4 separate regions of the Homo sapiens genome follow, and all the other regions are linked to region 1. A link is a contact called in ENCODE Hi-C or POLR2A ChIA-PET data. All regions are on one chromosome and are shown on one strand. The core of a region is the stretch at or near the end of the contact, and the rest is flanking DNA. Distances in the headings are between cores, read along the strand shown. Region 1 has its middle 48 kb from the start of ITPKB-IT1. Region 2 has its middle 38 kb from the start of PARP1. Region 3 has its middle 60 kb from the start of ITPKB. Region 4 has its middle 25 kb from the start of ITPKB.

Region 1 (5,448 bases), core at 1,741-4,240:
CAGCGTCCATCCAGCCCCCAGCCCCTGCCGGTCCTCTCTGCCCCTTGTATGTCCTCGACTGAGGGCTTCACCCTTTTATTCGATTGGGCAGGAGGCTGGGGTCACATGGGACTGCCCCCCAATTCTGGTCTGGGTAGGGGAGAGAAGCTGAGAATAAAGGAGCTCCGCAGGGTGCCACGGTAGGTTGACTGTGGAGTGCTCAGCAGTGTTGGTGAGAGGAGACCGTCTCCATACCAGGGCACACCAGAACAATACTCCTCGAACCAGTCTGAGAATTGGCGATGAGGGAAAGACCCTGCGAGAGGCACTGGGAGAGGCCTGCTTCTAAGCAGCTGTGGGCCGGGTCAGCCCTGCGACCTCTCCTCCCCACCTCTGCTAGGGCACCACAATCTCTGGGAGGTCTTCACTGACGTCCAGATGGTCGCTTGTGTTAACATGGTAGTTCTTCACCTTTTGGGTCACATATACCTTAGATAATTTAGAGGAAGCTGTAAATCTCTCCAGAACAACTCATATGCATGTACACAAATGATTCTATGTACAAATTTAGGGACCCACGGACACCCCCCAGCCTCCAAAGTCCATTGGTAAATGCCCAGATGGTGTATGGGCCCAGGCTTGTAATAACCCTGCCCAGTAAGACATCATGGACGAGTGGCCCCTTCGCCTGCTGCCTCTAGTGTGTGACATTTCTGTGCGTCAGAGACCTGCCTGGCCCCTGGCCCCCTCTTTTCCACTCCCTTAACCGCCCAGCTTCTGAACAGGCGTCACCTTAGAAATATGGCCCACCTGATTTCCTAAATAGTCTATTGGAAACAGCCATGCCATTAATTTATGTTTGGTCTGTAACTGCTTTAGTACTATAATAGCAGAGTTGAATTGTGTAGTTGTCACGGAGACCGCGCGGCTGCAAAGCCTAAAATATTTACCATCTGGCCCTATACAGAGAAAGTTTGCCAACTCCTGCCTGAGAATAATGGCAACCAGTAGCAATTAAAGATTGCTTTGTGCCAGGCACCATACCAGGTGATTAAAGCTAAGTAGCTTAATCTTTATAAAAAAGTCTATGATCAGCTTCGTCGACCCCACTTTGTAGGTAAGAAAGCAGAGGCACAGAGAGGGTGAGTAACTCATCTAAGATCACACAGCTGGTAGGCAACAGATGCAGGCTTTGAAACAAGGTTCAAAACCTTTCCCTGACTCTGCGCCCTATTCCTGAGCAGTCCAGGAGGTCTCCACAGCAGCGGGGTTTGCCCCGGCACCAGCACTATTCTGGGACTACTGAGACAGCCGTTGTCAAGCTGAGTCCTGGTTTGGGGACCTGGCCAGGCCCTGTGGAGTATGGACAGCTGAGTTGCAGCAACCCTTGGCTCTAGCCCCCAAGATCAACTGGCAGGACTTGCTCTCCAGCAGGACTGGGGGAGTTGGGGTGGGGTGGGGATATGGTTTGGCTCTGTGTCCCCCCACTCAAATCTCATCTTGAATTGTAATCACCACATGTCGAGGGAGGGACCTGGTGGGAGGTGATTGGATCATAGAGGTGGTTTCCCCCCTGCTGTTCTCATGATATAAGTGAGTTCCCACAAGATCTGATGTTTTAAAAGTGTTTGGCATTTCCCCGCCTCGCTCACTCTCTCCTGCCACCACGTAAGACGTGCCTTGCTTCCTCTTTGCCTTCTGCCATGATTGTAAGTTTCCTGAGACTTCCCCAACCATGCAGAACTGTGAGTCAATGAAACCTTTTTTTTCTTCATAAATTACCCAGTCTTAGGTAGTTCTTTATAGCAGTGTGAAAATGGACTAATGCAGGTGGGGACCCTGGGTCTCTCTAAGGAGGCACTGTTTTTGTTCTGGGCTCTCTGAAACCCTTCAGGGGAGCACAACCTAGGCACCCCCCACACCCCAGTCCTCTCTCCTCACAGCAGACTGACTGTGCAGAACCAAGTTTACTCTTTAGCTCACAGGCTGGCTCCCATGCCCTCCCACAGAAACACGGAATATTATCCTAGTTCCCACAAACACCTCGAAACAGTGGACAAGTCATTTTTCTTGCTGTTTTACTGCAACAGCTGTGGCCCGCTCCTGGCATTTCAAGTGCCATGCATGGGCCTGAGATGACAAATTCAACAAGCAAGTGAGAAAGGGAATGGCAAACCAGGAGTGAGAAGATGGATTTCATGCTTTAGCAAGACATGAGGGCTTGCAGGGTTTTTTTTAAACAAGAAAATAACGAGTTGATGTAATAATGACAACAATAATACAAGAGAGGGTCAAAGTGCCATCAGACACCTGTCTCAGTCTGTTTGGACTGCCATAAAAACACAGCACACACTGCATGGCTTAACTGAAATGTATTTTCTCACAGGTCTGGAGGGTGGAAAGTCCAAGATCAAGGCCAGGCTAGTTCAGTTTCTAAGGAGGGCTCTCTTCCTGGCTTGCAGACAGCCACCTTCTCACTACGTCCTCACACTGCAGAGAGCACACTCCTCTGCTTATAAGGCAACTAGCCCTATTGGGTTAGGGCCTCACCTTTATGACCCATTCAACCCTTACCATCTCCTCACACGCCCTATCTCCAAATACACATGAAGGGTTAGGGCTTCAACATTTGAATTTGGGGTCGATAACGGTGCATCTGTTGCTAACTAACATCCTGGACGGTTTCTAACTTCCAACCTGTACCTTTTCAAACTTGTGAATGAGTAAAGCAGTTTTGGGGGGAAAAAGTGCAATGCTAATTTCTGTGGCTTTCAATGTGGCAACATGTGTTTGGGTTATTTTAAAAATAGCTTCTGCAAATTATGGACAAACAGTATCTTACAGAGCCAGTTTGCTGTCGACAGCAGCCCTGTTTTTATTTCAATGGAAAAAAAAATGCCCAATTTTAGTCATGCTTTCTGAGAACACGTGCTGGAGTGAGATCAAGAGGGCCGCCTACAGAGGCGTCTGAAATAGCCTGGCGCCGCCTGCAGAGGCTGCCCCCTTCTGGACGGTCGGGTGCATTACAAGGTGCCCGAAGAAAAGGAAGACGGGTCAGGAGCTCAGCGACGTCCAATCCTGTACCCCCAGGAATGCCCTGGAGAAGAGAAAGCTCCCTTTCTTTCATGGCTTCTCCCAGCCTGGCTACATCTTTGCCCTGGCAGAAAGGCAGTGACCATGGCAATGATGAAGGAATCGCCAAAACCAAAGGTTAGGGAGGGCTTCCTGTGTGCTGGGCAGGGTGGTGCACACTGTACACCGGTTACTTTATTTCATCTGTACACTACTAGCACCCCCAGTTGAGGGGGGTGCTATTAGTGTTATCATAAATACATGTATAAATTAGGAAACATGCTCAGAGAGATTGAATAATTTGACCAAGTTTGCACAGCTAGTGAATGCCAGAGCCAGGATTAGAACCCAGATATAGGGCATGGCGTGGCAGTGGTCGGGTTCGCAGGCACATGGCATGCAGTGTGAAGAGGGCCGTGGTGGGGCAAACATGGGGCTCCACGGAGTACAGAGGAGGCCTGACCCAGGAGAGGGACAAGAAGGTCACTGAAGGGAGGCTTTGCAGAGGACGTGGCACCAGGAGATTGGAGGATGGAGCAGAACATGAAGGTCACAGAGGCACCTCCAGAGCATGCTTCATCTGGAGTCACTCCAGGCAGTGGGAGCAGAGGACCCTTGTGGAGCTGGTGAAGGGGTCAGGGCTGGATCACGACCTGGGGAGCCAGGGTGAGGCGCATGGACTTTCCTGCAGTGACAAGCAGGTGTCCTTGGAGGCTGTCAAGGTGGGGCATGATGAGATCACATTTGCATGTGATGGGGTCACTCTGGCTGCCTGTGGCTTAAAGAAGGGAAGACAATGCGAGGAGATTCATTAGGAGGAGGTCAGGTGAAGCAGAGGAGAGATGATGGGGTCCTGAAGTGAGGTCAAGGCCATGAGCAGGAGAGATGACGATGAGGTTGCATGGATGCCCTTCCACTGTGGCTGTAACATCGTGGGCCTGGGTGTCCCGAGAATGACTGGCTGGTAGGCCAGAAGCATGGGGATGGCCCACCCTGAGCTGGGAGCATGGGAGGACAGGCAGGACTGGAGGGCAGGGGAGCAGGGAATGAGTTTAGTTGAGACACATCTAGTTACAGGTGGCTGTGGGACATCCACATCTGAGGCCAACTGGACACGTGGGCCTGGAGTTCAGGAACCAGACCTGGGCAGGAGTCATGGGGATAGCATCAGAGGATTGCTGGGGCGCAGCAGGCAGGCAGACACACACTGCCGCACTCAGTGAGAAATGCAGAATTGAGAAGTGGATGTGCCAGTGAGTCCTGAAGTTTCAGAATTAAAAGAAAAACATCAGATTATTAACAGAGATTGGTTTGAGTGATGGGATAATGAGTGGTTTCTCTTTTTTTTTTTTTTTTTTTGAGAGTTTTGTTCTTATTGCCCAGGCTGGAGAACAGTGGCGCGATTTTGGCTAACTGCAACCTCCGCCTCCCAGGTCCAAGCGATTCTCCTGCCTCAGCCTCCCAAGTAGCTAGGATTATAGGCATCCACCACCACACCTGGCTAATTTTTTGTATTTTTATTAGAGATGGGGTTTCATCATGTTAGTCAGGCTGGTCTTGAACTCCTGACCTCCTGTGATCCACCCGCCTTGGCCTCCCAAAGGTTTTTCTTTTCTACCTTACAGTTTTTTGCTTACTTAAAAATTTCCCAACAAGCATAATTGGCTTTCATAATCAGAAGTATGTACATGCGTAAGGATTTTGTTCTAGTCACTGTTTTGTGACTAAATCATCCGGAATCCTCCTGACAGAGATGGGCTCCCCTTCCGTGTCCCCGAGCCCTTCTTTTTTGGCACTTATTCCACACTGTGAATTGTCATCATCCTGGCATCCCCAGCTGCAGCCCGGGGCCTGGTACATAGTGGCAACTTGGAACCTGTTAGTTGAAGGAATGGAAAAATAGAACTTAGAGGGCCTACCACAGCCCATGCACCCCAGTGAGCAGGTGAGACCTTGGGACCACCCCCATCCCCCACCACCCAGGATCCATGACAGTGCCCTTGTCAGGATTAGAACAGCACCTGGGCTTGGGCAGGGGCAGTAACTTGCTGTTTATGGAGCTCACAAATTCTTAGTAGAATCTGTTTATAAAAAAACAAATCTAACTATTTGTAAATGCTAAAACTCATGAAATAAGGAGCAATAACAAATAATATATCAACACATACATCAATGAGCTTGTTAAAAAAGCTATGCTACTTTTGTAAGGGACAATTTGGCAATAAGTATTCCATTTTTTTTTTTTTTTTTTTTTTGAGACAGAGTTTCGCTCATGTCGCCCAGGCTGGAGTGCAGTGGTGCGATCTCAGCTCACTGCAACCTCTGCCTCCTGGGTTCAAGCGATTCTCCTTCCTCAGCCTCCTGAGTAGCTGGGACTACAGGCGCCTGCCACCATGC
Region 2 (5,448 bases), core at 2,145-4,644, 180 kb after region 1:
GAGCACCCTCTCCAACAGGGCTACAGACTTCTTAAGAAATTCTTGCATATTCACACAATAGGTCCCTTCTCTACCTCCTTCTCTGTGTATTCAAGTTGTGGCCATCATTCAAGGCTGATTTTAACAAAAGATGCAGAAGAGGGTGTCAACCTGAAATAATCAAAAGGATCAGAATCTTTTTTTTTCTTTTTTTTTTCATTCTGTCACCCATGCTGGAGTGCAGTGGTGAAATCATAGCTGCCTGCAGCCTTGACCTCCTGGGCTTGGCCTCCCAAATAGCTAGGATTACAGGCGTGCATCACCGCATCTGGCTGATTTTCAAATTTTTTTAGGGACAGGATCTCACTGTGTTGCCCTGGCTGGTCATGAACTCCTGGCCTCAAATCATCCTCCCAACTCAGCCTTCGAAAATGTTGGGAATACAGGCATGAGGCACCCCACCTGGCCTTAGACTCCAATTTTAAAGGGTTTATTCAAGGGAAAAACTGGAAATGGCTCTTCAGGAGACACAGACGCCAGAGAAATAGGGTCACTGTTCCAAATTTAAAAGTTACATGGTTGCTTGTATAGGCAGAAAACAAAGAAATTTAACAGGATTACATTTTCTATTCAAGGTTGGTTTATGAATTACAACAAATTAATTAGTTTCAGTGTGTTTTCTTTTCCCTACATCTTGTTTTCATTTCTTTTCCAATTTAAAAGGGTATGTCTAACAGGTGGCTCATACCTGTAATCCCAGCACTTTGGGAGGCCGAGGTAGGCAGATCACTTGAGGTCAGGAGTTTGAGACCAGCCTGGCCAACATGGTGAAACCCCATCTCTACCCAAAATACAAAAAATCAGCCAGGCATGGCGGCAGGCGCCTGTAATCCCAGCTACTGGGGAGGTTGAGGCAGGAGAATTGCTTGAACCTGGGACACGGAGGTTGCAGTGAGCCAAGATTGCACCACTGCACTCCAGCCTAGATGGCAGATCGAGACTTTGTCTCAAAAAAAAAAAAAAGAAAAGAAAAGCAAGGTAATATGGAAGTGAATCTATAATGAAGATCAATAGTGAAGAGGAAAGGAGATCTTCCCTGGTGCTTTTTAGTCATTCAGTACATTTTACAAAATAATGCAGCTAAGGAAGCCGGCTCATCTATAAACAGAGAAACAAAGGTTACAGCTGCTTGTCACATGACTCAGGCTCCATAATTACATTCCTTTTTTTTTCTGAGACCGAGTTTCCCTCTGTCGCCCATACTGGAGTGTGGTGGGTCAATCTTGCTCACTGCAACCTCCGCCTCCTGGGTTCAAGCAATTCGTGCCTCAGCCTCCCGAGTAGCTGGGATTACAGCCGTGTGCCACCACGCTTAGCTAATTTTTTGAATTTTTAGTAGAGATGGGGCTTCGCTATGTTGGCTGGGCTAGTCTCGAACTCCTGTCATCAAGTGATCTCCCTGCCTCGGCCTCCCAAAGTGCTGGAATCACAGCCACCGTGTCCAGCCAGATTTCTTTAAGGCTCAAAATAATTTAGAGTTCCAACAGCTTAGATTTTGAACTACTTATTTTCGCAAGGGCAACCAAGAATGAGAAGGATCTGGAGCCCATCTCTGGTGGACATTGCTGGTCGCCTACCCAACACCCATTTTGCATTCCCCACTCCTGACAGAACTCCAGTTTAGTTCAGCTATCATGCTCATACAAGCCAATGAGGTGCATGGCTCTTAGGAAGTTAGCCTCAATTTTATCAACTGAAAAAAATCCTGAGATTTATACATTTAGAAAAGGAGCCTTTATTTCTTATAATAGGGGTCACAACCTGTAGACTGGCCATCCCACAGGCTGGGAACTGTAGCCTCCAGCAGACCCTGAAAGTAGGCACTTCAAGAGGGGAGGGTGAAATAGGGATTTATGTTGAATGGGTTGGCCAAGTATATATATTCAACAGATGATAGGAGGAGCTATGAATATTCATGAAGGTGGTTCATGAACACCTGCATACTGAATAAAAATGCATGTTACATATGACCCATGTTCATTTAGAGGCAGAGACTTAACACGTAAATGTATTACAGTTGGGCCCTATATATCAAAAGGTGAAGCAGAGATATGGGGGCACTCAAGTGCACAAGCTCTGTAAACCAGCTAGAACCAGCTCATGGTCAGTGGTCTCTTATCAAGAGAAAGTCACAGCCATCAGTTTCTTGTCCAGTCAAAGCTGTAGTTGTGGCTGGAGGAAGAGGGTCAGTCAGCATCTGGCGGGGAGCTATGATTATTTTCATCTTGCTTATCTTGAGGCCATTGCTTGTTCAGCTGCTAGAAAAAAAGAAAAACCTTATGACAGAACATAGCTTATTCTTGAGAGCTTGTTTGGAGGTTCTAGCAGGGGAGCATGGCTACTCATACATCCTTGACCAAAGCTGGGTCCTCCTCCATCGGGGATGGTCATCCTCTTTGAGTGCGCAGCTTTGGGAGGGACGTACTTGGAGAGAGAGGGAGGAAGGGGATACCCACCTAGCCAGCCGGATCAGCCGAATCAACCCTGATGATCCATGGGGTGACAGGTGTCGCAGCCAGATCACCCTCACATCTGAGAACATAGTTTATTCTTTAATAAACTGTGCACGCTTAACCCTTACCTGGCATGGCCTTAGGTCCTATGTATAATTTGGTATCTTATTGCCAAAAAGAGCCTCTTCTGTCTGTCTTGTAATCTCTATTTTATCATTAATGCTGGTCAGTTGTTGCGTCTAAACCGCAAAAGGGAGGGGGTGTAATGAGGCTTGTCTGACCTCCTGTCCTGTCACAGCTGGGCACTGTTTTTAAGGTTTATCTGGGATCCCCTTGGCCAAAATGGGGTCTGTTCATTTGGTTGAGGGCCTTAGGATTTTATTTTCTACTTGCACTTTTTTCCTGTGAACATTCTCCTTCTCACTGAGGCTGAACTGGGGCTGCCATCTTGCACCAGCCCTGAAGATGAAGTGTGTGCCCAGAGGAGGCTGGGGGAGAGGCTGACAGAGAAAGAGATCCAGAGGCCTGTGTGGTGTCCATCCTGTCGTCCACCTCCCCTCAGGACTTGAGTATGCAGGTGAAGGAAATCAAAATATTAATACTTTACCCCAAAACAGATTTCTTTGACATATTCTGAAGTGGCCTGTAAGGTTGTCTTTTGCGGGAGAAATTTGCACCTGTAGATCTGTAGAGACTCTGCATTAATGCAGCCAGCCCTTCCCTTGTCTGGAAAGATTAACTGAGATTCTGACACCTGCAGGTCTGAAAAGAAGCATCCGCCATCTGCTCTTTCTGAGGGTTGCTCCCCGTGAGGTTTCATCTACACAACAGGACTGCCTTTGCTAGCCAAGCCACTTCCTTTCTTCCTCCCACAACCTGTGTTGCCACTGAAACCTGTCTGGGGCCATGCTCTGAGCCCACATTCTCTCTGCAACCTCAAGGTGGTGCATAAGCTTCTGCACCCCACTAGGGGATTGGGTCTTCATTCTGAAGCTTCCTGTGTATACATGTTAAACAAATTCATATGTCTTCTCTCCTATTAGTCAATCTGCCTCATGTCAGTGATTTAGGGGGCCAAGCACCTTGACTGCCTCACAGGACAATAGCTGTCTTTATCGTTTAAGTGAGCAGAGCTGTATTTTTCATTGCTTGCAGCCACGGGCAACCTAACTGAAGCACTACCTCATTTGAGGAACATTTGAAGAGACAGGCATGTTGGTTTGGTATCCTAAGACGGAACACAACAAGCTTATCTTCTTTAATAAAGTTATTTGACTAGACTCTGAACCAAAATAGGTGGAACAAGGTCCCTCAAAACCAAATAAATCTCTAGTTAGCTAACTCACTTCAGTCCTTCCCATCCATAAAGCCTCTCCAACCACAAGAGAAAGGAGAAAGAGAGAAAAGGTGAGCTAATAAGACTGGTGCTTTGAATGTGGCTTTTGGTGTGAGTTTAAAAAAAAAAGAAAAGAAAAAGGTAATAAAATAAGACTGGTGCTGGGAAGAGCTTAAGAGTTTTGCACAGAATGGCTTGGCCATTGGGATTAGATTGTCCCTCCAGTAAATGTGCTGGTGAGACGGGGACAGGCATTGGGTTGAAGAGAGGGGGCAAGAATTACATTCTTCTAAAAAACTGGCCAAAGCCAGCTCCAGAGGCACCCAGAACCTCATCTCTCCCTCCCTCCTGGATTCCTGCCTCATCTTTCCCAGATAAGACTCTTTAACTTTCTCTGAAGAACAAAGTCATAAGGTGCGAATATTCCCTGAAATACCTTTGAAATACTTGCATAAATAAAACAGAGGAGGCCTGGACAGTGGCTCACAACTGTAATCCCAGCACATTTGGGAGGCCAAGGCGGGAGGATCTCTTGAGCCCAGGAGGTCGAGTCTGTAATGAGCTGTGATTGAGCCACTGCGCTCCAGCCTGGGTGACAGAGGAAGACCCTATCTCAAAAAAAATTAAAAAAATAAAACGGGGAAAGACAGGGAAAAGCAAAGCTGACTCAACAGTGTGTGTAAGCCAATTATAGAAAGAAACTTTGATCTCATTTCTTAAATGCATTGAATGAAACACTTTCCGTGACATTCGGCCAGATGTCTTCTGCTAAAGAAGCAGAAAGGCTGGAGAAGAGAAGACACAGACAGAGAACACATGGAAAGGAAGGCAACTTGCTGTGTGACCCCAGGGCAGAACTAACACCTAGAAAACCTCCCAAGTTTTCCTCTCCTTGCCTTTGTCCCCCAGATCGCCACCCAGAACTCTGACTGGGAAAAGCGGTTTCTTTGTGATTGATGCTCAGCAGGCAAAGTCATTGACTCACATAGTGATACATAGGTAATAAAAATAGATTCCAGAGCAAGTCTGATGCCAGCTCCCAGCCTATGACTTCCTGGCATCAAAAGAAAGAAATTTAGTTGAGCAAGGAGGTTCTTAGAGTGAGAGAGTGACTGAGTGCAGTGACTCATGCCTGTAATCCCAACACTTTGGGAAGTCGAGGTCAGGAGTTTGAGACCATCCTGGGCAGCATAATGAGACACCCTTCTCTACAAAAAAAAAAAAAAAAAAAAATTAAAAATAAAGAGTAAGTGAGAAAGTAAGTGTGTTTATTCTTCAGTTGGGAGAGGCATTTTACCAAAGATGAGGGCAGTGGGTAAAGTAGATTCTGTGGCCCTGGGAATAGCCTCGGACTAATGTGGACTCCCACATTAGCCGAGCAAAAGCAACAACCTCTCATCCGTTCCACCCTCCCCTGCCAGATTGTGAGCTCTCAGGGCCCCTCAGAGCTCCTGGGTCAAACCCAGTCAATGGCTGCGTCAGCATTTTCAGGCTACCAGAACTCAGCCTCGCCAGACCGGAGAAAGTACAATGTTGGTTTGGGGCCAGGCATGCTAGCTCATGCCTGTAATCTCAGCACTTTGGGAGGCTGAGACAGGATGGATCACCTAAGCCCAGAAG
Region 3 (5,448 bases), core at 1,907-4,406, 170 kb before region 1:
AAATTAGCTGGGTGTTGATTGTGCTGCTGCTCTCCAGCCTGAGTGACAGAGGGAGACCCTGTCTCAAAAAAAAAAAAAAAAAAGAAGTGTTTTATTGACTTGCCTGTCGTCTTAGACAATTAAGCCAAAATGAACTTCTTCTGTATTTCATGACTGGGTTATCATTTTGCATGTCAGTTAATGCTGTGTGTTCATGCTCCCAGGAACCAAGGCATTACTGAAAGCTGCTTATAGCTGCCACAGTTGGCCCTTGTCTACTGTGTGTTTTGAAGTCTTGTATCTACTTTTCCTTCTTCCTAAGTAATAAAGAAAACATATTTCTATAGGTAGAGTAAAAATTCTTTGCCTTTCTTCCAATTTTTTGTCTCCAGCGAAGATAGAATCAGATAATGAAATCTGATAGAACTGTTTGTAAACTGTCTTGAGTGAGAATATGAGGGTTCTCCTGGGAGTGAAGTTCAAGATATCTACGGCAGAAATTTTGTGGCACCTAAGCTGCTCTCAGGTCCTTTTCTCACTTATTTAATCATTCAACAAATCTTTATTGAGGACCTACCCATTGCTAGGGCCTTTTCTAGGGTTGAGGCTGCAATAGTGAACAAGAGAACAAGCCCCCTTCTGCACTAAGCGATTTGAATGCTAGTGGGTGGCCGTGGTCCCAAAGGTGAAATTGCTAAGTTACTAAGTTCCAGGGAGACAAAATGTGGCATGTTTGCCTTTTGTATGTGGTTCAGAGACATCTACTTAGTTCAGAAATGTGTTAGGACACACACATACTCCTCAGACACAATGTTCCCAAATCCCTCTAAATCTACCCCAATTTCCTCCTGCCTTAGGTGCCCAAGTTACAACTGGGAGTGAAGAAACTCAATCATTTGCAGCAAATAGAATCCTGACTTTAATTGCTATCTGTGGACAAGTACTAGACACGTATTTTTGAGATAAATCTCAAAAAGAAAATTTCATATTTCCCAAAATGTCCTCCCCACTTCCCTTCTTTTCTTGTATTCATTCAGCAAAATTTATTGAGCATCTACTACATGCCAGGCCCTTGGCTAAGTACTGATAATACGAAGTTAAAGAAGACTTGCCTCTTACCCTGAGGGCCTGACAGTGTGAACTGATTATCATAATGTGGTATGATGAATACCAGGACAGAGAGATGCACTACTGCACAGGAAAAGGTGGGGACACAGAGGAGAGGGATTTAATCCTGAATGGGAAGAGCAGTGGGAATGAGACAGAGAATCAAGGAAGGCTTCCTGGAGGAGGAGGCAGTGGAACTCAATTTTGAAAGATGAATGAGAATGGATATGCCTCTCACTTTGACATCTAACAACTGAGTCAGGTGCCCTAGGTCAGAGTGTTTAGGAGAGGTTGGCAAGAATGGAGCCAGTGGGGGATCAGACAGGGCCCCTAGAATCCTTGAAAGACCCATAATGTTCACCTCCTTCCTGACTGGCCACTTCCAAGGTACAGGTAGAATAAGCTGACAGCTTATTATAGCTATCTATATGACCTCAAGTAAAACAAAATTGCCCAAACATGCCCTCAAGTCACCTGAACCATTTCAGGTTTCTTTAAAAAAAAAAAAAAAAAAAAAGGCTTTTGATTACCTTTTTTTTTCTTCTTCTTTTGCAAAGATTTCTTAAGAGCTTTAGAGCCAAAATGAGTGTCTCTGCATCTTTGCTTACTTGCTAAAGTATGCAGTGTCTTAAAGTTTTCTTTTTCTTTTTCTTTTTAAAAAAATTTTTTTTGAGACAAAGTCTCTGTCACCCAGGCTGGAGTGCAGTGGTGTGATCATAGCTCACTGCAGCCTCAACCTCCTGGGCTCAAAATAATCCTCCCACCTCAGCCTCTTGGGTAGCTGGGACCACAGACACACAGCATCCTGCCCAGCTAATTTTTTAGTTTTTTTGTAGAGACAGAGTTTCACCATGTTGCTCAGGCTTGTCCCGAACTCCTGGGCTCAAGCGATCCACCCGCGTCGGCCTCCGAAAGTGCTGGGTTTGTAGGCCTGAGCCACTATGCCTGGTTTAATAAACAGTTTTCTTCCTGTGTTGCTTTTGTTAAGAAAAATGAGACACACACCCCTTTCCTTTCTTCTAATGATGAGGCAGAGAACAGAATATTTTCCACTTGACGTTCTCCCCCTTTCTTCTCAAACCAGTTTGGCATTTTTCCACTTTCCACCTTCAGGTTCAAAGCGTGTCTGGGTGATGAGAACCAGGACACAGCTGGAACTCCGGCCATGGCGGGAGCTCACGCCTACCCTGTAGGCATAACATTCTAGGTTTCCCTTTTTTTCAGCAATAATACCTGGGTATAGTGGGAAAGAAGCTGGAATCAATCCTGGCTCCAGCACTTACCAGCCACAACCTTGGACACAGACCTCTATGACTCTATTTTCTCCTCTGTAAAGTGGGTTCAGATGAACCACTGAGACCAGTTGTTGACTGTCTCAGGTTGCAAGGGACAGAGATCAATGCTGGTCCCCACAGGCCGGGGAGCACAATTGTAGGGATAAACTAGAAGTAAAGCAACACTGGAAATCAGTTTGGCATCAAGACAATCAGATCTTCAGGAGAACTGGAGTGTTGTTCAGGATCCCACAGCAGCAGGTGTGCCTTCAGAAGCAGTGCCCACGCTGTGCCCCACGGAGTGACTGTGCCCAAGGCGTGACTCAGTTTCCCAGGGACCCTGCAGCGTCTGCAGCTGCTCCTTGTGCCCCTGCGGCTCTGTCTTCACGCGCCTTCGCCCTGCCTCGTGGCTTCTGCTTACTCACAAGTTTCCCCACTGCCCTTCTCCTGGCTGTCCCTCAGCCGCAGAAGTCCCCTCCATGTGTCTCTCCTCCTGCCAGCTCCCACAGGGCTGCCTCAGACAGAAGAGGCTCCCAGGCCTGGTCAGGGGTGGGGTCACAGGTACGCAGCGGGGTCACTGCGTTCAGGAAACTGCCAGGGGCTGGTGTTCTCGGAGAGGAGCCGCAGCTGGGCAGCCACTCAGCACACATCCTGTCCAGTTACGGGCCCTTTGTATAGATGAGGAAATGGCCCCCTTGGAAGATTCAGTATTGACGAGCCGCAGAGCAGCCATCACATCACACTGTGCTCTGGTGTCTCCAACCCCGTCACACTCCTCTGCTTCCTGTTTCTGTTCACCCACGCAGGATGCCGAGGGAAGCGGGGCTTCTCCTGCCTCTACCTGCCTTCAGCCCCTGTTCTGACATGACCTGAGTGCCACCCATCAAAAGACCCGTCCACCCCAAAACATCCCCAACCCACATCCCACTGCTAGTCCCTGATGAATTAGACAGTGAAGGCCTGATCTCCCCGAGACCCCAGTGAGCCCGCCATTGGCATGACGGTCAGATGAGTCCTGGGACAGTGGGAGGGCAGGCGCCAGGCTCAGGAAACGGAGGAGCAGCAGGAGAGGTGCTCCCATGTGGCACAGTTCAGAGGCGGGAGCCTGGGGTGCCAGTGAGAAACAAGGCAAGGTCTCCACTTTAACCTCTCACCTAGGACTCCCAGTGTGCAGCTGATCAGGTTTTTGGGCCCTGAACTGGAACATACCATTTTTAGACAGTGAGATAAAGATTCAAAATCAGGACTGCCCTGGAAAATCCAAGACCTATTGTGGTGTTCAGGTTGGGTGTTGTGTGGTTGGGTCAAACTTCATTTGAGAGCTTCAGTCAACCACAGGTGGCTGGGGCCCAGGAAGGAGGCGGCTCTTGCAAACAGATAAGGGCCACACTGGTGAGAGGCGCTCTCCCCAGAGCAGTAGGCCCCAACTGCTCACAGTTCCTGTGGTAAACTCGGTTCACTTGTGAAGATCAGGAGAGACAGGACCCATTACCTCCTCCTTGTGAAGATCAGGAGAGACAGGACCCATTACCTCCTCCTTGTGAAGATCAGGAGAGACAGGACCCATTACCTCCTCCTTGTGAAGATCAGGAGAGACAGGACCCATTACCTCCTCGTGAAGATCAGGAGAGACAGGACCCATTACCTCCTCCTTGTGAAGATCAGGAGAGACAGGTCCCATTACCTCCTTGTGAAGATCAGGAGAGACAGGACCCATTACCTCCTCCTTGTGAAGATCAAGAGAGACAGGACCCATTACCTCCTCCTTGTGAAGATCAGGAGAGACAGGACCCATTACCTCCTCCTTGTGAAGATCAGGAGAGACAGGACCCATTACCTCCTCCTTGTGAAGATCAGGAGAGACAGGACCCATTACCTCCTCCTTGTGAAGATCAGGAGAGACAGGACCCATTACCTCCTCCTTGTGAAGATCAGGAGAGACAGGACCCATTACCTCCTCGTGAAGATCAGGAGAGACAGGACCCATTACCTCCTCCTTGTGAAGATCAGGAGAGACAGGTCCCATTACCTCCTTGTGAAGATCAGGAGAGACAGGACCCATTACCTCCTCCTTGTGAAGATCAAGAGAGACAGGACCCATTACCTCCTCCTTGTGAAGATCAGGAGAGACAGGACCCATTACCTCCTCCTTGTGAAGATCAGGAGAGACAGGACCCATTACCTCCTCCTTGTGAAGATCAGGAGAGACAGGACCTATTACCTCCTCCTTGTGAAGATCAGGAGAGACAGGACCCATTACCTCCTCCTTCTCTCCACCACGCATCTTCCTCCTGTGTCCCCTCAGCCACTGAAGGTTTCAATGTGCCCTGATTTGTCCTCTCTTCCCAGTTGTCTGTATACAAAGTGCCCAGCTATTCCTCCCACTTTGCAGATGGAGAAATGGAGGCCTTAAGGCAGTGAGAAAGTTTTCCATGATGATGGTTAGACAGTGAGATTCAAAGATTCAAAATCAGGACTGCCCTGGAAACTCCAAGACGTCTTGTGGTGTTCCGGTTGGGTGAATACTTTCCAAGAGCACATGTGGAGGCTGAACAGGATTCCACTGAAAGCTGCTGTCATTTAAGAATCAGTCAGGCTGGGAACGGTGGCTCACGCATGTAATCCCAGCACTTTGGGAAGCTGAGGTGCATGGATCACCTGATATCAGGAGTTCAAGACCAGCCTGGCCAACATGGCGAAACCCTGTCTCTATTAAAAATACAAAAATTGGCTGGGCGTGGTGGCTCACGTCTGTAATGGCAGCACTTTGGGAGGCTGAGGTGGGTGGATCATGAGGTCAGGAGATCGAGACCATCCTGGCTAACATGGTGAAACCCCATCTCTACTAAAAATACAAAAAATTAGCCCAGCGTGGTGGTGGGTGCCTGTAATCCCAGCTACCAGCGAGGCTGAGGCAGGAGAATTGCTTAGACACAGGTTACAGAGGTTGCAGTGAACCGAAATCGCACCACTGTACTCTAGCCCGGGCAACAGAGTGAGACTCCATTTCAAAAAAAAAAAAGAATCAGTCAGTTGGTCATATCTATCCCCAGGAAGATACTGTGCCTTGTGTCCAGGGCTTAGTTGA
Region 4 (5,448 bases), core at 1,449-3,948, 140 kb before region 1:
CTCAACCTCAATTTTCTGGGCTCAAGCAATCCTCCCACATCAGCCTCCGGAGTAGCTGGGTCCACAAGTTTGCACCACCACGCCTGGCTAGTTTTTGTATTTTTTGTAGAGATGGGATTTCACCACATTGCCCAGGCTGGTCTCAAATTCCTGGGCTCAAGCAATCTGCCCACCTTGGCCTTCCAAAGCACCAGAATTACAGGCTTGAGCCATCGTGCCCAGCCTAGAGTACACTTTAGTATTTAACATTCTGTATTACATTTTTCTTGGAATACAGTCTATTCCGTTTATTTGTATATTCAGTCCTTCATTTCATGGAAATTCCCTTGATTATACATTTGAATACATCTTTTGTTCCATGTGTTGGACTCTCTACTTAAGGGACACCAATTATCCTTATATTCAGTCACATTTTCCTCTCTTTCATACCCATTTCTTTATCATTTATATTCACTGTGATTGTCTTAAGCCTTTCCTCTACATCATAATTCAATTTTTAACAGTATTTTGTTTCTTATTTCTAGTTTATATTTTAACTCTATAATAATTCTGCCCTCTATTTGTTTCCCTATATCTGAAATCTCTCTTTTCATCTCATTTCAATTTTACTATCTCTTCTTTGAGTTCCTGTTTCACCTAATTCACTTTCTAATTAAGCAGTAGAGCGTGCAGAATTGGGAGGAATTGCCTTCATTGCTTGAGTCAGGTTTCCTCTCATTTGGGTTTCTGGTCATTTTCTTCATCCGTTGCCTTTTCCACCCTGCAGGATAGTTTTACAGTTGCTATGCTTTTTCTTTTCATTTGCTCGTGTTTGGGGAATTTCAGCCATTCATTTTATTTGTTCTGATAGCGTGTGGGTGACTTCTTGACGATCTTCCTCTTCTATTTGTTTTCTTCTCTTGATTTCATTGGGAGAGTTGAGGGAACCAGGTGGGGAGGGCAGGGAAGGCTCAGAGGGCAGAGTGTCAGGAGCTAGCATGTCTGGGCTCCGCTCTGCCCACTGCGAGATTTAGGAGATGTGTCGGGATCTACTCCTCCAGGCCAGGTAGTACACACCAGTCCCATGGAGGGTAGAACCTTAGGCTTTGCATCAGTGCTGAAATTCAGTTTGTAGCCCTGGAGTCTTCACTATGGTCAGAATCAGCCCAGTTGTTCACTTCCTCCAGTTTACCTATTTCTCCCCAACAGGTATTTCTGCTGCTTTATTTACTGTCAGAGAAGGAAATGGATAAATAAACCTTTGTGCTTGGCTTCTCTCGGCTTTGTGGGTATTCATGAGAATTGTCAGGACTCTGTTGGGTCTCCACTGCAGATTCAGGGGGCGTGGGAACCAGGTGAGGAGCCAAGTCCTGTCAGGCTTCTCCACTCTACCCCAGAATATTGCTTATTTTCATGGTTAACAATTTTCAAAGTTCATTGCTTCTTTGCTTATTTGATTGCTGTTGGTGAATTTCTCTTGTTTATTTTTACCTCTTTTTTTTTTTTTTAAGATGGAGTCTTGCTCTGTAGCCCACGCTGGAGTACAGTGGTGTGATCTTGGCTCACTGCAACCTCTGCCTCCCGGGTTCAAGCAATTCTCTTGCCTCAGCCTCCTGGGTAGCTGGGATTACAGGCTCATGCCACCATGCCCAGCTAATTTTTGTATTTTCAGTAGAGACAGGATTTCACCATGTTGGCCAGGCTGGCCACAAACTCCTGACCTCCAGTGATTCACCAGCCTTAGCCTCCCAAACTGTTGGGATTACAGGCATGAGCCACTGCACCCGGCCTTGTTTATTTTTACTTCTTTGGGCTATTTTTGAGGTATTGGCAGACCAAAACTCTGTATTGGTCCATTTTCACACTGCTATAAAGAACTACCTGAGACTGGGTAATTTATAAAGAAAAGAGGTTGAATTGACTCACAGTTCCACAGGCTGTACAGGAGGGATGGTTGGGGAAGTTTCAGGAAACATATAATCACGGCAGAAGGTGAAGGAGAAGCAAGTATGTCTTCACATGGCTGCAGGAGAGAGAGGGAGAGCAAAGTGGGAGGTGCTACACGCTTTCAAACAACCAGATCTCATGAGAACTCTATCATGAGACAGGACATGGGGGATGGTGATAAACCGTTAGAAACCACCCTCATGATCCGATCACCTCCACCACCAGGCCCCACCTCTGACACCGGAAATTATAATTCAACACAAGATTTGGGTGGGGACACAGAGCCAAACCATATCAAACTCTGTGAGAAAATTTCAAACTGCCATCTTAGGTAGGAAGTTCTTTATTTATTGTATGTTATCTGGCTACCTCACTAGAATGTAAATTTCATGAGGGCAGGGGTCTTGTTGGTTTGTTTTGTTCCTGTGTCTCTGGATGCTAAAACAGTACTTGGCATATTGCAGGTGCTCAATAAGTATGTGAAGGACAGATGAGTGGATGGATGAAGAAGCAAAGAAATTGATGAGGAGGCTTTCACCGTAGTTCAAGCAGGGATAGTGTGGGTCTAAGCAGTGGGGCAGCAGTGGAGAGGAAGTGGTGACTTTGAGGCACATTGGAAGTTGGAGTAGAATGGAGAGAGCTTGCTAACTCAGGTGGAGTGAGGAACAGTGAATAAGAAGGAAAGCCAGACTCTTAAGATAAACTGAAGATTCTGGGGTTTGTAGCTTGATGAACAGGTGTTGTGGTTAGGTCCTTCACTGAGAATCGAAACACCAAAGGGGCCAATCATACTGGGTTTAATTTGGACTTGCTGGCTTTGGTAACATTGGGCTGTCTTAAACACAAGGCTGATGTTCAGGAGAGAAGAGAGCTGGGCAGTTTGGGGAGGCATCAGCAAAGGTAGAGGCTGAAGCAGTGGAATTAGAAGAGTAGAGAAGACAAGAGAATGGGGCAGAGAAGTGAGGTACTGATCCATATTTAAAGTAGAAGAGGGGTCACAGGCAAAGAAATCTGGTTGCATGAGGCTCCAGGTCCCAGAAAATGTTTTTAGAAATAAATCAAAAAAAGATCTGCAGATGCATGTCGCATTTGTGCGCAATGTAACTTCTGTTTCACCTTATTCCCCATCCTGCCCTTACCCTCATTACTCCCCCATCAAATGTTTCTTTGCGAAGTTGCAAAAATAAAATGCAGATTTATATAATCTCAGTAAGCATAAAGACAACTGTCTTTAGCAGCGGGAATGGTTTACTTTTCTTTGCAGTCACTGAAATGCATGGGATGAGTCATGTGAAGTTCTGAAAATTCAGCAGAACCTACATAGGCATTTGAATAGCTCAACCAGTAGAGCCAAGGGGGATGGGGGCAGACAAGCACCAGCAGGAAATGCTGAGTGTCAGACAGTAGCCCGAAGGAAGAGCCTGGGAAGGTTACCCTCTGTGATGACGCAGGGTCTGGAAACAATGACATCAACATAAATCATGAGATTTGAGATGGCGTCTGCTCTCTTCTTGGTTAGGAGGGGAGATTGCAGGCTGGGGAAACATTCCATGATCTCCCTTGGTACCCCTGTTCCCCACCTGCACCCCTCTATCCAACATCCTTGGACTTATTGGGGGCTGGGGTGATGATTTCGTTCTGAATCTCCCAGTTCATTCTCTAAGGGCACACTGACCACCACAATCCCTAGGCATTGTCATAGGAATTAATTAAGAGCTTGCTTCAGTGGGTCATGCCTGCAATTCAGTGTTGTGGGAGGCCAAGATGGGAGGATCGCCTGAGGCCAGGAGTTTGATTCTAGCCTGGGCAACAGAGTGAGACCTTGTCTCTACAATTTATTTATTTATTTTTGAGACGGAGTCTTGCTCTCTTGCCAGGCTGGAGTGCAGTGGAGGCTGAGGCAGGAGAATCACTTGAACCCAGGAGGCAGAGGTTGCAGTGAGCCGAGATCATGCCACTGCACTCCAGCCAGGTGACAGAGCGGGACTCCATCTCAAAAAAAAAAAAAAAATTAGCTGGGTGTGGTGATACATGCCTATAATCTGAGCCATTCAGGAGGCTGAGACAGGAAGAGCACTTGAGCTAGGAGTTCAAGGTTGCAGTGAGCCATGATTGCACCACTGTACTCCAGCCTAGATGACAGAGTGAGATCCTGTCTCAAAAAAAGAAAAAAAGAAAGAACATTGGAGAATTTAGGTTGAAGTGGACTTGCCTTGGATTCCAAGGGGCTTTAGTGACTGAATTGCCGCATGCAGGTCTGAGCCAGAAAGGACTGCCCCCCTCAGGCAGACAGGAATTTGTGTTTTACAAATTTTCATCTTTCTTCAGTCAACTAGCTGAGACTTCAGAATAAGGTTTATTGCCAATTGTCACAAAAATAAAATTATAATCGCTAATAGCATGAATGGATAATTACTGCTAAATTAATACTAATTTTTACTGTAGCTGATAATAATTTTTTAATTATGTGCTTAGAATGCGCTGGGCACTAAAATAAACAAGTTATACCCATTATCTCATTTCCTGTTCATAATGATCCCCTGAAACACATATTACCACTTCTATTACTGAGTAAACACGTATATTCATTGATTCATTCAGTCAGTGGCTGGGGATGCAATGTGAAAGCAATAGATTTTGTTGATGTCCCACCCATATCCCTTCCCACAGCGTGGACTCATCTCCAATGGCCATGACCATTGGCTGCTACTGTTCACAGCTGCCTCTCTTCTCCAGAGAATTGCCCTTGGCCAAATGGTAGCTGCTTCACATGGGAGGGTACTCTCCCTGCCCCACCTAGGGATATTCCGAAAAATAATGGAAAATGTCTGCAGCCCATAGCCAATGACTCACTGACACATAGAGGTACCGACTTGGCTCCCTTCTTGCCTCGAGGTGGGACAAACCCTGTGGTGTCGTCATGTTCTGGGACTCGGCTGAAGGGACTCGGCCCCATGGGACTCGGCTGAAGAAACCAGTCTCCAGCTAAGACGACAGCCTTTCCCTCACATCCTTCCCTTGTCCTATCTTCCCTCCCACACCCGTTTCTCTCCAGCATACCTTGTTCATAAATGAAGTGCTGCAGACCTTGTCTTACGTTCTGTTTCTTGTGAACTCCACCTACCACATTGGAATGAGTATAGACTTTAGTTCCAGGCAGACCTGAGTTCGAATATGTTGTGGCTGTGTGATCTTGAGTAAGTCAATTAACCTCTCTGAATTCTATTGTTCTGATCAATTTCTAAAAATGAAAATAATATAACTGAGTTTCATTCATTCCTTCCTTCTTTCAATAAACTTTAACATTAGCCTCTGTGCTAAGGATATAGAGACAAAAAAGGCGCAGTTTCTGCCTCCAGAGGTACAAGATTTTCTAAAGATTATAACTTCTCATTAGAGGGTGGTGAAAACAACTTTAGTGGATCCGACCAGCATTATGAAAAAAAAAATCTAAAGGAATGAAAAGAAAGTATCTGAGTGCCTCACACTTAATAAGAGTAAGTTCCATGAAGAATTGATTCG

Evidence for each region. A loop is a pair of places that touch in the nucleus more often than their neighbours do. ChIA-PET counts read pairs that join two places held with the same protein, here RNA polymerase II (POLR2A). Pooled maps may share reads with other maps.
Region 2: a map of mammary epithelial cell shows a loop between it and region 1 (4-fold over the local background). The contact joins two enhancer-like sites. A Hi-C loop is called at or near these places in 2 of 168 maps with a recorded cell type or tissue (left colon and mammary epithelial cell) and 5 of 50 pooled maps.
Region 3: a pooled map shows a loop between it and region 1 (4-fold over the local background). The contact joins two enhancer-like sites. A Hi-C loop is called at or near these places in 7 of 50 pooled maps. POLR2A ChIA-PET finds 5 or more read pairs at or near these places in 5 of 52 experiments (CD8-positive, alpha-beta T cell, K562, MCF 10A and 2 more).
Region 4: a loop to region 1 is called in a pooled map, with 2.3 times the contacts of the local background. The contact joins two enhancer-like sites. A Hi-C loop is called at or near these places in 5 of 50 pooled maps. POLR2A ChIA-PET finds 5 or more read pairs at or near these places in 4 of 52 experiments (GM12878, PC-9, activated CD8-positive, alpha-beta memory T cell and 1 more).

What each region holds. Positions count from the first base shown.
Region 1 is chr1:226,624,178-226,629,625 of GRCh38, reverse strand. No RefSeq gene overlaps it. Among named protein-coding and RNA genes, the nearest start is that of ITPKB-IT1, 48 kb to the left of the region's middle. RefSeq lists an enhancer at 1,587-1,686. Within about 2 kb of position 2,990, at least 2 of the 41 ENCODE cell types and tissues checked have a DNase peak (open chromatin) inside an H3K27ac peak, as active enhancers do.
Region 2 is chr1:226,443,062-226,448,509 of GRCh38, reverse strand. It overlaps the pseudogene RN7SKP165. Among named protein-coding and RNA genes, the nearest start is that of PARP1, 38 kb to the right of the region's middle. Within about 2 kb of position 3,394, at least 3 of the 41 ENCODE cell types and tissues checked have a DNase peak (open chromatin) inside an H3K27ac peak, as active enhancers do.
Region 3 is chr1:226,796,784-226,802,231 of GRCh38, reverse strand. No RefSeq gene overlaps it. Among named protein-coding and RNA genes, the nearest start is that of ITPKB, 60 kb to the right of the region's middle. RefSeq lists an enhancer at 2,875-2,924. Within about 2 kb of position 3,156, at least 11 of the 41 ENCODE cell types and tissues checked have a DNase peak (open chromatin) inside an H3K27ac peak, as active enhancers do.
Region 4 is chr1:226,761,935-226,767,382 of GRCh38, reverse strand. No RefSeq gene overlaps it. Among named protein-coding and RNA genes, the nearest start is that of ITPKB, 25 kb to the right of the region's middle. Within about 2 kb of position 2,698, at least 3 of the 41 ENCODE cell types and tissues checked have a DNase peak (open chromatin) inside an H3K27ac peak, as active enhancers do.